3 separate regions of the Homo sapiens genome follow, and regions 2 and 3 are each linked to region 1. A link is a contact called in ENCODE Hi-C or POLR2A ChIA-PET data. All regions are on one chromosome and are shown on one strand. Each heading gives the region's core, a stretch centred on a gene start or an enhancer-like site at or near the end of the contact. The rest is flanking DNA. Distances are from core to core; before and after follow the strand shown. Region 1 has its middle 48 kb from the start of LINC01429. Region 2 overlaps RIPOR3 (RIPOR family member 3). Region 3 overlaps RIPOR3 (RIPOR family member 3).

Region 1 (4,976 bases), core at 679-3,178:
CCGTTGTACTTCAGATTGGGAAATCGTGCCATTGCACTCCAGACTGGGCAACAAGAGTGAAACTCAGACTCAAAAAAAAAAAAAAGATGCCATTTTTGTAAAAGACATGCACATGTCTTTCTTATGCATAGGAAATTGGAAGGATGGATAGCTACTTTTATACATAGGAAATTGGATAGAAAGATAATACTGGTGGCTGGGCGCAGTGGCTCATGCCTGTAATCCCAGCACTTTGGGAGGCCAAGGCAGGCAGATCATGAGGTCAGGAGATCCAGACCATCCTGGCTAACATGGTGAAACCCTGTCTCTACTAAAAAAATACAAAAAAATTAGCCAGGCGTGGTGGCGGGCGCCTGTGGTCCCAGCTACTCGGGAGGCTGAGGCAGCAGAATGCATGAACCCGGGAGGTGGAGCTTGCAGTGAGCCGAGATCGCGCCACTGCACTCCAGCCTGGGCGACAGAGCGAGACTCCGTCTCAAAAAAAAAAAAAGAAAAAGAAAAAAGAAAAGAAAGATAATACTTGTCATTTTTGGATAAGATTCTGACTGATTTTTTTTTTTTTTTTTTTTTTGAGACAGAATTTTGTTCTTGTTGCCCAGGCTCCAGTGCAATGGCGCAGTCTGGGCTCACTACAATCTCTGCCTCCCGGGTTCAAGTGATTCTCCTGCCTCAGCCTCCCAAGTAGCTGGGATTACAGGAATGTGCCACCATGCCCAGCTAATTTTTTGTATTTTTAGTAGTCATGGGGTTTCACTATGTTGGCCAGGCTGGTCTCGAACTCCTGACCTCGGGCCATCCACCCGACTCAGCATCCCAAAGTGCTGGGATTACAGGCGTGAGCCATCATTGAGTGATTTTTATTGTTTACTTACCTTGTCCAACATCTTATAGAATACATACGTATTAATTTACAATAAGGTTTTATTTAAGAGACTTTTTTTTTTTTTTGGAGACAGAGTTTCACTCTGTTGCCCAGGTTGGAGTGCAGTAGTGCAATTCTCGGCTCACTGCAACCTCTGCCTCCCAGGTTCAAGTGATTCTTGTGCCTCAACCTCCCGAGTAGCTGGGATTACAGGCATGCACCACCACACCCAGTTAATTTTTGTATTTTTAGTAGAGACGGGGTTTTGCCATGTTGGCCAGGCTTGTCTCGAACTCCTGGCCTCAAGCAATCCACCTGCCTTGGCTTCCCAAAGTGCTGGGATTACAGGCATGAGCCACTGTGCCCGGCCGACGTTTCTGTGATTTTTTATTGAATGGCCAAAAAAAGGAGGGAAGGAGGGAGGGGTATCCTGGGGAGGTCAACGGAAATAAAACCAAAATAAGATTTGAAAAAAGGAAACCACTAAAAATGCAATGTGGCATCTTAGATCCTAGAACAGGAACAAGACATTAGTGGAAAAATCAGTAAAATCCAAATAAAGTCTAGAGGTCAGTTAACGGTATTTTACTAATGTTCATTTCTCAGTTACCGTGGTATGTAAGATGTCAAAATCTGGGGAAATTGAGTAGAGAGTATGTGTGAACTCTTAATACAATGTCTTTGTAACTTTTTGGTGAAATTAAAATTACTCCAAAACAAGAAATGTATTTTAAAAATTTAAGTTTAGAGGTTGGAATCATCTTTTTCCTCTTCAGTTTATATTACTGTCATTAACAATAGCCACCAATGACTAATGGCTAACTTTGGAATTTCCACAAATAGCAGGAGAAAACCATTTGGGGTAGGCAACTATTGAAAAGTTACATTTAGATAGTCCCAAAACAAAAGAGAGAGATTTGCAAATTCAGAGGTGATTTTCTGTTTTCTTTTTTTTCTTAGCGTTCTATAAAAGTTCAGTGACGACTTTTAGAAATTCTCCTTTGGATATCCTTAGCTTCCAGGGCCGGAACCAGCACCCTCTAGCCTTCTATGACTCAATCCATGCATATAGATTAGGGGCCAGATACTCTACTTGCATTTCCAGAAATATGAGGGGGGAGTACTTCCCAAGGAGAGGATGTAGTCTCTTTGAAATTTGACCCTTTAAAAGTTGGGCTGCTGGACATTAATAAGGAAGAATTGAAAGTGCAGATCAATAAGACTTGCTGAAAATAAAACACACATTAGCATAGAGTGTTCTCCCTATAACCAAGATTAATGCCTTTTTAAACCAAACCAGAGCACAAAGGTATATCTTTGAGGCTAATTGCCGCTAGCAGATTGCAGAGAGAAAGAAAGACAGGCTTGGGGGCAGGGGCTGGTGGACAAAACCCAATTGCAGAACTCCTAAGAGCAGGAGTGAAATGAAATAACCCCTTGAGTTATGCAGAGAATTTAACCAGCGCTGGGCTCGGTTTTATTGGGCATGCATTTGAAATTTAAATACGTTCTGGGGACAATGCCTTTTTACAGCATAGCCAGGAGCTTGCCAAATAGGAGCACAGCAAGTTTATTAACAAGAGGACATGATCAAACATAAAATAGCAGGCTAAGGACTCCTTTTCTTGTACAGCCACGCTGAAAAGACTTCTGTGGAATTCCAATCCTGCTCTCGACACACCCCTTGTCTAGGACTGTATTTACTCAAACAGCCACCCTCATTTCCTTTTAAAATTTATTTGTCATTAGCCATTACTCACTGCAAAGCTACTTTTTGAGATTTTAATATCCCTTTTAATAAGGCACTATTCTTTGAAAACTACAATACCAACATTTTTGTTGGTACAGTGTTTTTTGGTATTTGAAAAACTATGAAATCAGAAGAACTTATGGCTTGAGATAGTCCCAGATGCATAAATACCCTAAATCAAATGGGCACTTGTTTAGAATGCTTTCTAAGGATGTTCCTCACCCATCTAAAACCCTTCCAACATATCGCATCATGGTTAAGCAGGTAGAATCTAGAATATGATTGTCTGGGTCTAAACCCAGGCCTCCTCCACCTTGGCCTTGGGCAAGTTCCTTAACATTTCTGTACCTGATGTCCTCATTTCTAAAATGGGGCTAATAATAGTCCCCACCTCATAGGGTTGTTTTAAGGGTATACATGTGTGTATACATACGCGTGTACACATGTTGCATATGTATATATTGCACATGTAATTGTGTGTGTGTGTTTATATATAGATATGTGTGTGTGTGTATTTATATATAGATGTGTGGGTGTGTGTATATTGTACTTCCAGGAGAATTCTCAATAAATGGGAGCTGTGGTTGTTTTAGCTTTTTATTGTATTATGGCTGTGAGGCAGAGCTTGTGTTCCTGTGTTTTTTCCCCAGGGGTGGTTTGGCCATGGAAATGAACGGGGTGGCAGGTGATGCTGGGGAGACCAAGGAAAGCAGGAAGAGTGAGGTTGGGAGCAAGAGAAAAGAAGGACGGGAGGTCCAGTCTCAGCTCCTTGCCCTTCTCCTGCCATCTCACTAGCCTCTTACCCCAGGCTTAGTCTCTCAGCTCTTCCCTTCGTTTTCTCCTGAGTTGATCCATTTTCTTAAAGTCTGACTGTCTTTCCTAACAATGTATTAGAAAATAAATAATAAGGCCAGGTGCAGTGTCTCATGCCTATAATCCCAGCGCTTGGGAGGCCGAGGCGGGCGGATCACATGCAGTCAGGAGTTCAAGACCAGCCTGACTAACATGGTGAAACCCCGTCTCTACTAAGAATACACAAATTAGCCGGGCATAGTGGCAGGCACCTGTAATCCCAGCTACTCAGGAGGCTGAGGCAGCAGAATCGCTTGAACCCCGGAGGCAGAGGTTGCAGTGAACTGAGATCGTGCCATTGAACTCCAGCCTGGGCGACAGAGCAAAACTCTGTCTAAATAAATAAATAAATAAACAAATAAATAAATAAGCAAGCTGGCTGTGGTGGCGCGTGCCTGGAGTCCCAGCTACTCAGCAGCTGAGGCAGAAGAATTGCTTGAACCCAGGAGGCGGAGGTGGCAGTGAGCTGAGATTGCACCACTGCACTCCAGTCTGGGTGACAGAAGAGACTCCATTTCAAAACAAACAAACAAAAAACCCCCACCAAACTCCTGGTCAACCTCAAATCTGCATTCTTACAGGATTCACCTGCTTGGCTCCTGGCAACTCTATCCCACCACTGGCAAAACAACGGACAAACAAATAAACAAAAAAACAGGAGATTTCTTTGACTTTTCGATTTCTCTGCTTTCCCATCCAACCCAGCCATCCATCTTCATCGTTAAAACGGATTCGGAATCAGACCCTTCTCTCCATCCCCACTGCTCCCATCGTGGTCCAAATCGGGACGTGGTGCTAACTCCCCAGCTGCCTCCTGCCCCATGCCCTGTTCTTCACACAGCAGGCTGAGTGATGCCACGGAAGTGCAGGCTGGACTACATAGCTCACGTGCAGTCTCAGCTGACGCCCGAATCCCCACAATCTCTGCCTCCCTTGACTCCTGACCACAGCTACCCTACTTTCTCCCCCCTGGCTGGCTCCTCCAGCCACACCAGCCTCCTTACTGCTCCACGAGTCCCCCAGGAGGCTCTGCCTTTGGACCTTGGCACTGGCTGTGCCCTCGGTCTGGGGCAATTCCCCCATATTCCATGCCCCTCTCCTCCCTTGCTCTGTCCTTCCTTCAAATCACCTTCATTGGGGTGAGGTGGCTCATGCCTGTAATCTCAGCACTTTGGGAGGCCAAGGTGGGCAGATCACTTGAGGTCAGGAGTTCAAGACCAGCCTGGACAACATGGTGAAACCCTGTCTCTACTAACAATACAAAAAATAACTGGGCGTGGTGGCACGCACCTGTAATCCCAGCTATTCGGGAGGCTGAGGTGGGAGAATCGCTTGAACACAGGAGGCAGAGATTGCAGTGAGCCGAGATCACGCCATTGCACTCCAGCCTGGGCGATAGAGTGAGACTCAAGTCTAAAAAAAAAAAAAAAAAAAATCACCTTCTCTGTGACCTTCACTGACCTCCGGATATAAAATGACAATCCTTACCCATCAGCACTGGTTCCTCTCTCT
Region 2 (4,976 bases), core at 915-3,414, 1.2 Mb before region 1:
TAAAACCATTTCCTGAACCGAAGTCTGAATTTCTCCTCCTGAATGAACCAGAAACAAAACATCAGGAAATATCCAGGCATGAAAATTCTAACCAGGGCCGGGTGCGGTGGCTCACAACTGTAATCCCAGCACTTTGGGAGGCTGAAGGGGGTGGATCACCTGAGGTCAGGAGTTTGAGACCAGACTGGTTAACATGACAAAACCCCATCTCTACTAAAAATACAAAAATTAGCCAGGCGTGGTGGCAGGCACCTGTAATCCCAGCTACTCGGGAGGCTGAGGCGGAAGAATCACTTGAACCCTGGAAGCAGAGGTTGCAGTGAGCCGAGATCACACCATTGCACTCCAGCCTAGGTGACAAGAGCGAAACTCCGTCTCAAAAAAAAAAAAAAAAAAAAATTCTAACCAGAACCAAACTTAAAATTCTCCCAAAATTACAAATTAAGACCAAAATAGGCCTCTTTGGGTGGTTTCCAGGCCAGGGAGGAGTTATGGGGTCCTCGGATAATCACCAGCTGAGTCCTGACTTCTCTGGGAAGGTATTGGGGTGACTGACCTGTTTGTGACCCCTTCTCAGACACCCTATCTCCAATCAGGTGGAGGAGGCACGTGACCCACATGGTCTGGCCACTGATGACTGAACAAGCTATGGACACCGGACCCCGGAGAGACCATTCACTCACTGGCCACGAACATGAGTTCAGATACATGCCCCAAAAGGATGAGCCTGGGTACTGGATTCCCTCCCTCAGAAACGTGAATCAAGAGACACAGGATGTTCCTGTTGGTCCAGATACTTGAGCTAAAAGGTGATGGATACCTGGATGTGGGGTGGTCATTCTGGGGAGTACGTCCATATAGAAAGAGGAGCAGGTGCTGTGGGATTCTGGATCCCAGTGATAGAGCTAAGTGGCTGGATCAAGCTTCACCTGAAACCCACTCTACTTGTCTTAGTCCATTTTGTGTTGCTATAAAAGAATACCTGCAACTGGGTAATGTATAAAGAAAAGAGACTTATTTCATTTTATAGCTCTGCAGTCTGAGACATTTAAAGGGATGGCCTTGACTTCTGGCAAGGGCTTGCACGTTGCATCACCACACGCAGGAAAAGGGAAAACAGAAGGGAGACTGCAAAAAAGGGGAAAACCTGAAGGTCATCATAGCTTTATAATAACCCACTCTCACAGCAATGAGTTAGATGGAGAACCAATTCAGTCTCACGAGAGTGACAGCAAGAACTCACTCACTGGTGAGAGGGTAGCACTTCCAAGCCATTCATGAGGGATTCACCTCCATAGCCCAACACCTCCCACTAGGCCCCGCCTCCCAACACTGCCACAGTGGAGATCAAATTGCAACATGAGTTTTGGTGGAGACAAACACCCCCTATCCAAATCACAGCACTACCCCCGAACTTTCCATTACACGAACCAAAGAATCTTCCTTTAAATTAGTGTCATTGGGTTTTCTGGGATTTACCTTTTTTTTTTTTTTTTTTTTTTTGAGACAGGGTCTTGCTCTGTCACCCAGGCTAGAGTGTAGTGGCACAAACACAGCTCACTGTAGGCTCGACCTCCTGGGCTCAAGGGATCCTCCCACCTCAGCACCCCCCACCTATGCCCTCAAAGTAGCTGGAACTACAGGAACCACCACACCTGGCTAATTAAAAAAAAAAAATTTTGTAGAGGCCGGGTGCGGTGTCTCATGCCTGTAATCCCAGCACTTTGGGAGGCCGAGGTGAGTGGATCACCTGAGGTCAGGAGTACAAGACCAACCTGACCAACATGGTGAAAACCTGTCTCTATTAAAAATACAAAAATTAGCTGGGCGTGGTGGCACATGCCTGTAATCCCAGCTACTCGGGAGGCTGAGGCAGGAGAATCGCTTGAACGCGGGAGGCGGAGGTTGCAGTGAGCCAAAATCACGCCACTGCACTCCAGCCTGGGCAACAGAACGAGACTGTCTTAAAAAATAAAAAAAAAAATTGTAGGGACACAGTTTCACTATGTTGCCCAGGCCAGTCTTCAACTCCTGGGCTTAAGCAATCCTCCTGTCTTTACCTCCCAAAGTGCTGGGATTACAGGCATGAGCCACCACACCCAGCCTAACATGTTTTTAATAACCAAAAGAAAATAAACATCTCCATAGCCTTGTGACACATCCTTTTTTAACCTGAAATTGGTAGAGTAGGTTTCTGATTCATAGAACCCAAACAAACATTCCTCCCTAAAGCAGGCAGAGGCTCTTTGGGAGAGTTTACTTTCAAAACAGTGTCCCTGCAAGTCCCAAGTGACAAGTTCCCCTTTCCTGGTCTGAAGCATTCTGAGGAGAGGCAAAGAGGTTAAGGCTTAGCTGCAGGAACACGCTGTCCCCACGACAACCCCTTCTCAGCCTCGGAACTGCTGTTATCAGAGTTGTGTTGTCTCTTGAAGGTCCGGACAAAGGGTGAAGCCAGGACTCCTGAGTCTAAAGGGCAGGTCGGGGCCTGGGAGAGAAGGGGAAGCTGGCCTGGGGCAGAGATATGTTTTCCATTTCCCCTGGGGTCCCGCGCAGGACAGCTGCTGTCCATAGCCAGTTCAGCCAACCGTGGGAGGAATCACATTCACTCGACAGGCAGGCAGTGGCGGCACTGGGATTTGAACATGGGGCTGATGGGCTCCAGGCGTGGCACCTGTGCCACTACAGTGCGGGGAAGCTCTGACTGCTGCAGCCTCCGTTGTCGCCACATCTGCCCTCGAATTTCCCTTCCAGCTGGTTCTGCAATCAGCAGCCCCTCCAGACATCCCTGGGAGGCTCCAAGGAGCTGACTCCTGATGAGGAAAAGGATCAGCCGCAGACTCACTCCTCCTCCAGCCACTTCCAGACCCACGGGAGGCGTGGGTGTGACCCAGACTACCTGGGAGCATCTGCTTTTGTCTTTATCCAGGGCAGGACCCTCTGAAGGAGGAGCCCTCAGAGAAGAAGGGAAAAGCCAAAAGGAATTAAAAGCCAATTTCCAAATGGAAATAAATAAGCAGTCATAATTGGCCACATTGGTGAAATTGGGCACTAAGGGCCAGGCAATGGGCTGTGGGATAATGTCACTTGAGGCTTACGGCCACGCTCAGAGGAAGGTGCTGAGGTCCAGGGAGGTTCAGGCAGGTGACATGACTCACCCAGAGCCACTGGCTGGAGAGTGGCAGGGCTAGCTTGGAGCCCAGGTGGTGGACTTCATAGGTGCAGCCGTGACTGCTGTCATCCCTCCCATGGGGAGTTGTTGCAGAGAGTGAGACACAGCGCCCTAAGCTATTTCTCCATCTGGTGTGCCTGGATGCCTCTGCCCACCCAGGACCCTCCTCTCGGGTGGCCCACCACTGCCCTTCCATCACAGTTCATACCTTCTCTCGTGGACCCACAGGGGTGTCCACTGGACCAGGACCCCAGGGAGGATCCCAGTCCTGGCCCCACCACTCTCTGGCTGGTGACACGGGGGAAGTCAATTCTTTCCAAGCCTCAGCTTTCTCACCTGTACAATGGGAGTTTGTGCTAGACAAGAAGTTTTCAGGACGGACACAGTGGCTCACGCCTGTAATCCCAACACTTGGGGAGGCCGAGGCGGGTGGGTCACTTGAGGTCAGGAGTTCGAGACCAGCCTGGCCAACATGGTGAAACCTCATCTCTACTAAAAATATAAAAATTAGCCAGATTGTCATAGCGCATGCCTGTAGTCCCAGTTACTCGGGAGACTGAAGCCAGGAGAATCACTTGAACCGGGGAGGTGGAGGTTGCAGTGGGCCAAGATCTCACCACTGTACTCCAGCCCGGGTGACAGAGAGAGACTGTCTCAAAAAAAAAAAAAAAAAAAAAAGTTTTCAAACTGCTGACTGCACCTGTTTGTAGGCCCTGAGCTCAACTGAGTGAGTCACACAGGTATTCACTGACGTGATTCTGCCTCCAAGGCCACATTTTCTCCAGTGCACCTCTGTCCTTCAGCAAGTGACCTGAGGCTGGGACTGCCACATGCTGCCTCCCATCAGCACCTTACCCAGACCTACTGCTGGCTACAACGTGCTTAATGATTGTCAGGTGGCTCACATACCCTGTTCTGTTCGGCTTCACAGTGTCTGCCAGCCCGTGGAGTATGGCACAGTGGCTACTAGCCAGGGTCAGGCAGTGCGACTCCACCTCTCCAAGCGCCCCAGTGCAGCGTCTGATCATAGGGAATAACTCTACCTGCTTCACAGGACTATTCTGTGAATACTAATTAGGATAACATATGTGAAGGTCTTGGCGTTGTGAGCACATGAGCCCAAGGTCAGCTCCCTAAAATGATGAAGTTCATATCACAAGAGGCCCCTAGAGGTCAGGACAGCCTTTCGGTACCTTTCTATGGCAAACAAGCGGCTGGTTCTCTGCCACCTATTTTCTCCCCTTCATTGGGCAAGACTGAGCTGGCAGAATAATGGCCACATCAGTATTTACTCTCTACTTTCTGGCTTCCCTAGATTGGTGCCAGCCATTTGTCCCCCCATCCAAGACAACCCTGATCCCCATCCCCAGAAGGAAAACACCTCACCTCTCTCACAATTTGAGAATGGCTGTCAACTCGAGCACATTATTAGATTTAATTGTATCTAATACTTGAATACCTAATATATTACTTTCTCTCTCTCTCTCTTTTTTTTTTTTTTTTTTGAGATGGAGTTTCATTCTTATTCCCCAGGCTGGAGTGCAATGGCGTGGTCTCGGCTCACTGCAAACTCCGCCTCCCGGCTTCAAGCGATTCTCCTGCCTCAGCCTCCCGACTTGCTGGGATTACAGGCTCTCGCCACTACACCTGGCTAATTTCTGTATTTTTAGTAGAGACGGGGTTTCACCATGTTGGTCAGGCTGGTCTCGAACTCCTGGCTTCAGGTGATCCACCTGCCTCGACCTCCCAAAGTGCTGGCACTATAGGCGTGAGCCACCGCACCTGGCCCCAATATATTACTTTCAAG
Region 3 (4,976 bases), core at 1,658-4,157, 1.2 Mb before region 1:
AGACAAGATCTCACTCTGTCACCCAGGCTGGAGTGCAGTGGGGCGATCTCAGCTCACTGCAACCTCTGCCTCCCTGGTTCAAGTGATTCTCCTGCCTCAGCCTCTCAAGTACCTGGAATTACAGGCACGTGCCACCACGCCCAGCTAATTTTTGTATTTTTAGTAGAGACGGGGTTTCACCATGTTGGCCAGGCTTGTCTTGAACTCCTAACCTCAACTGATGCACCTGTCCCGACCTCCCAAAGTGCTGGGATTATAGGCATGAGCCACCGCGCCTGGCCTTATTATTCGTCTTCTTAGTCTGCTTTCAGATGAGGACACGGAGCCACAGGAGTTACAAGGGTGGAGGTGCTGGGAAGTCAGGACCAAAATCAGCCTCCTGACTCCCCATCTCATTTTCTCAATCATCATGGGTTTTGCCCCCCAAGAAGAGAACCAGCCACCATGGGTGCTAAACCGGTGGCTGATATAGCAAAGTGTGTTGGAGCAGAGATCCCAGCGGGCTTCCTAGAGGAAGATCACAAAAAATGGGCAGAGCCCACAAGGCACAGTACAGGTTTCCTCTCTCCAGTCCACATAAGGGCATTCACCAGGAACCTGGGGGCTGGGTGGCCTTGGCCCAACCCTCTGAAACTCACCCTGTGGCTCCTCACTCACCAGATGGACACAGCAGGAATCTGTCCCACCTGGCTCAGGGAGGGCCTACCCCCACCTCCCACCCCACCCCACAGGCCTGTTTGCATGCCAGGCCAGAGTTGGCCACATGCCCACATATCTCTCCTCGTTCTGCAGGCTCCGGGAAGGAAAGTCCAAGGCCAAGGTTATCATGGGGTTCACATACCTTAAGGGGTGGGTGGAGGGGTTGGCTCACAAGCTACAGGTTATTCAATGCAGTGCTATTCGTGATCACAAAAGATCGGAACTGATCTCACGTCCATCATCAGGGGACTGGACTAAGATATTTTGGCACAACCACATACGACTCAAGTGTCAAGGGAGGAAGAGTGGGGGAGTCTTGAATAAATAACAAAAGCTGGCGTTGACACAGGACTTTGCACATGGTGGAGGCTCCTTGCAAGTGCTTTGCATGTTATTAACTCATTCAATCCTTACATCACCCCAGGAGGAGGAACCATTATTATCTGTTTAAAATGCCTGTAATCCCAGCACTTTGGGAGGCCCAGGTGGGAGGATCACTTGAGTTCAGGAGTTCAAGACCAGCCTGGGCAACAAAGTGAGACTTCATCTCTACAAAAAATTCAAAAAATTAGCCAAGCCTGGTGATCCACACCTGTAGTACTAGCTATTCAGGAAGCCAAGGTGGGAGGATTGCTTGAGCCCAGGAATTCGAGGCTGCAGTGAGCCAGGATTGCACCACTACACTCCAGCCTGGGTGACAAAGCAAGATCCTGTCTCAAAAAAAAAAAAAAAAAAAAAAAAAAAAAAAATATATATATATATACACACACACACACACAGAGAGAGAGAGATACACATATAATATTTTAAAATATATATACCTCAAAAAATATATATATAATATTTAAAAATATATAAAATGAGGGTGCCACTTGGTTGAGTTTATGGTTAAAAAAAAGAATAAAATTTAAAAAAGAGGCACCAAGAAGTGAAGTTTCTTGCCCCAGGTTCATGGCCAACAAACAGTGGACTGGGCCGGGCACGGTGGCTCACACCTGTAATCCCAGCAATTTGGGAGGCTGAGGTGGGAGGATCGCTTGAGTTCAGGAGTTCGAGACCAGCCTGGGCAACATGGCAAGATCCCATCTCCACTGGTGCAGTGGCTCACGCCTGTAATCCCAGCACTTTGGGAGGCTGAGGTGGGCAGATCACAAGGTCAGGAGATCGAGACCATTCTGGCAAACATGGTGAAACCCTGTCTCTACTAAAAATACAAAAAAAAAAAAAAAAAATTAGCCGGGCGTGGTGGCGCTCACCTGTAGTCCTAGCTACTCGGGAGGCTGAGGCAGGAGAATCACTTGAACCTGGGAGGCAGAGGTTGCAGTGAGCCGAGATCGCGCCACTGCACTCGGGCCTGGGCAATAGAGTGAGACTCTGTCTCAAAAAAAAAAAAACCGTCTCTACTAAAAAACTGCAAAAATTAGCCAGGCATGGCGGCATACACCTGTAGTCCCAGCTACCCAGGAGGCTGAAGTGGGAGGATCACCCGAGCTCAGGAGGTTGAGGCTGCAGTGAGCCAAGATCACACCACTGCGCTCCAGCCTGGCAACCAGAGTAAGATCCTGTCTCAAAACAAACAGACAAACAAACAGTAGACCTGGAATTTGGTGCAAGCAGCAGGGCCAGATCCATGCTTGGTCCTCTCCTCCCAGCATCTCTGTTTTGTCCTGGGTCCCTCTGCCAGGAGCTCCCTGGAACCCGGGAAGGAAGAGAAGCATGCAGACAAGCGTCAGCACCCCCACCCTCCGCTGGCCTTGGGGAGCAGGTGTCATTAGACGAGGCTCAACTGAAGCCTGCATCTGAAACAGATTCTCATAACTCAGGCGCTGTGGTAGCCAACTTCTCTCTACAGTCAATTACGGCCAGCGGGGCCCACTGATTATTTTTATAGCCTTTCCTGGAGTCATGACAAGGAAAACTAAATGATCCACAGGACCCCTTTCATCACTAACAGCCGGGTTTCACGGTTGGGGGTGGAGGAAGGAAAGAAAAATCACTTTTTTCCCCACTTTGAGTTAATCAACAGAACTCAAGTCTGGGCAGCCAATATGTTGGTGTTGAGAAAAGCTGTTCTCAAGCAGAACTAATTGGCAACAGAAATGGAATTTTCTTCCCCACCTCCCTAAAAAACATAAACATGCTTTATCCCAGAGAATTACCCTTCAGAATAGGTATTGCAGACGTGTCGTGTGCAGCCGCCTGTGCGAGGCTGGTAATCTCACGCCGACCTGGCCAAAGGCTGCCTGTGCTGGTTACAGCTCAACCAGAGCAGCCTCTTACGCAATACAATGGTCATGAAGGTCAGTGGCCCAAACCAGCCCAGCCAGACCAGAGTGGACACTTGCTTTCCTGATGCCCAGCACCTATCTCCTGCTCCTACGAACAGCCTTTGGCTTTTGTTGGGTCGGGGGGTGGGAGGGCACCCTGATTTGCAGGTACAAGTGTGAGTGGCATTGATACCCCCTCAACTCCAGAGATGAGCTCTGACAGGCGTAAGCCAAAGAACATATTCCGGGGAAATTTCAAGAAGGGGCATATGACCTAACAAGAAACAATAGCTGGCACAGTGGCTCACACCTTAATCCCAGGACTTTGGGGGGCTAAGGCGGGTGAATCTATTTCAGCTCAGGAGTTTGAGACCAGCCTGATCAACAAAGTGAGACCCCAGTCTCTGCAAAAAATAAAAACTGGCTGGGCGTGGTGGTGCATGCCTGTAGTCCCAGCTACTTGGGAGGCTGAGATGGGAGGATCTGCTTGAGCCCAGGAGGTGGAGGCTGCAGTGAGCCAAGATTGCACCACTGCACTCCAGCCTGGGCGACAAAGCCAAACTCTGTCTCAAAAAAAAAAAAAAAAAAGAAAAGAAAAGAAAAGAAACAATAAGGCACTAGAAAAAAAAAAACATATAATGAGGCTTCTGGAAAAGATAGCTCTTTTTATTTTAGAGAAATTGAGGTTCAAAGACGTGATGTAACTGCTCAGAGGTATACAGTGAGGTGGTAGGGGATCCAGGGTTTGAACCCAAGTCTGTAGGACTGAGGAGTTTGCAACCCTTCACTGCAGGCGCTACTGAAAGGCAGCATAAACCTTGGACGAAGCCAGAAGAGCTGGATTCAAACCCAGTTCTGCCATTTACTCCCTGTGTAATTTCAGGCAAGTCACTTAACCTCTCTGTTCCTCAGTTTCCATATCTGTAAAGTGGGGCTTCTAAGGGCACCTCCATTTGCAGGATCTGAGAGGTAAATAATTAACAGCAATATCTGTAAAGTGCATGCAACAGTGCCTGTCACGGACCAAGGATTCGCCCCTTCCTCACCACACCGTTCCCCACACGCGTTGAGAACCAGACCAAATAAAAGGAGGTGGAGGGGAGGAAGGAAAAGTTGATGTTATCAGATCTGTAATCCCTACGCCATGTGTTCCTTTCTGTAGCACAGCTGCCAGGCTTGCCTCTCCTGCAGGAGAAGCTGTGCCACAAAGATGTGGGACGTCACAAACACGCAGCCCATTCAAGGCTTTTGGACATTCCAGCCCCGTCCTTGATGTCAGTCAAGATCTAGGGCAAATTCCACCCATTCAGGTGGCAAAAAGTAAGATGTTTGACAAATGCCATGTGTAGAGGGTGGCTTGTGAATTGGTACAACCATTAGAAGATAATTCAGCATACGATTTCATATTCCAGCAATTCTACTTCCAGGTACAAACTTGAGACACACTCCTGTATGTGTGCAATAGGACAGTACAAGAACCCTCAAAGCAGAACCGTGTATGTAGCAAACAAAACTGACAAATGGAAACAACCCACATGGTCATAGACAGGAAAAATAAATGCTGGTATGCCATGGAATAGTACACAGCAGAGAAAAGTGAATGAACAAGTGATAAGCAATTATATCAACGAATTTTAGCAATAAAATGATTTATAAAAATGTAAGTGCAGGGGCTGGGCACCATGGCTCACACCTGTAATCCCAGCCCTTTGGGATGCTAAGGCAGGCTGATTGCTTGAGGCCAGGAGTTTGAGGCCAGCCTGGGCAATATGCAACATGGCAAAGCCCCGTCTCTACAAAAACGTAGCCAAGTGTGGTGGTGCACGCCTGTAGTCCCAGCTACCAGGGAGGCTGAGGTGGGAGGATCACCTGAGCCCAAGAAGTCAAGGCTACAGTGAGCTGAGATTGCACCACTGCACTCCAGCCTGGGTGACAGAGTGAGACCCTGTCTCAAAATATGTGTGTGTGTGTGTGTCTGCATGTATGTGCCAGAAGACAAGATATATCTTT

Evidence for each region. A loop is a pair of places that touch in the nucleus more often than their neighbours do. ChIA-PET counts read pairs that join two places held with the same protein, here RNA polymerase II (POLR2A).
Region 2: POLR2A ChIA-PET joins it to region 1 with 10 read pairs in naive thymus-derived CD4-positive, alpha-beta T cell. The contact joins two enhancer-like sites. POLR2A ChIA-PET finds 5 or more read pairs at or near these places in 2 of 52 experiments (RWPE1 and naive thymus-derived CD4-positive, alpha-beta T cell).
Region 3: a map of posterior vena cava shows a loop between it and region 1 (14-fold over the local background). The contact joins two enhancer-like sites. A Hi-C loop is called at or near these places in 1 of 168 maps with a recorded cell type or tissue (posterior vena cava). POLR2A ChIA-PET finds 5 or more read pairs at or near these places in 1 of 52 experiments (RWPE1).

Annotation. Positions count from the first base shown.
Region 1 is chr20:51,908,468-51,913,443 of GRCh38, forward strand. No RefSeq gene overlaps it. Among named protein-coding and RNA genes, the nearest start is that of LINC01429, 48 kb to the left of the region's middle. Within about 2 kb of position 1,929, at least 5 of the 41 ENCODE cell types and tissues checked have a DNase peak (open chromatin) inside an H3K27ac peak, as active enhancers do.
Region 2 is chr20:50,659,270-50,664,245 of GRCh38, forward strand. All of the region lies in intron 1 of RIPOR3 (RIPOR family member 3), which reads right to left. It overlaps RIPOR3-AS1 (RIPOR3 antisense RNA 1), which reads left to right. Exons shown (of 3, transcript NR_111906.1): 3 at 597-1,022. Among named protein-coding and RNA genes, the nearest start is that of RIPOR3-AS1, 16 kb to the left of the region's middle. Within about 2 kb of position 2,165, at least 20 of the 41 ENCODE cell types and tissues checked have a DNase peak (open chromatin) inside an H3K27ac peak, as active enhancers do.
Region 3 is chr20:50,677,689-50,682,664 of GRCh38, forward strand. All of the region lies in intron 1 of RIPOR3 (RIPOR family member 3), which reads right to left. Among named protein-coding and RNA genes, the nearest start is that of RIPOR3, 11 kb to the right of the region's middle. Within about 2 kb of position 2,908, at least 10 of the 41 ENCODE cell types and tissues checked have a DNase peak (open chromatin) inside an H3K27ac peak, as active enhancers do.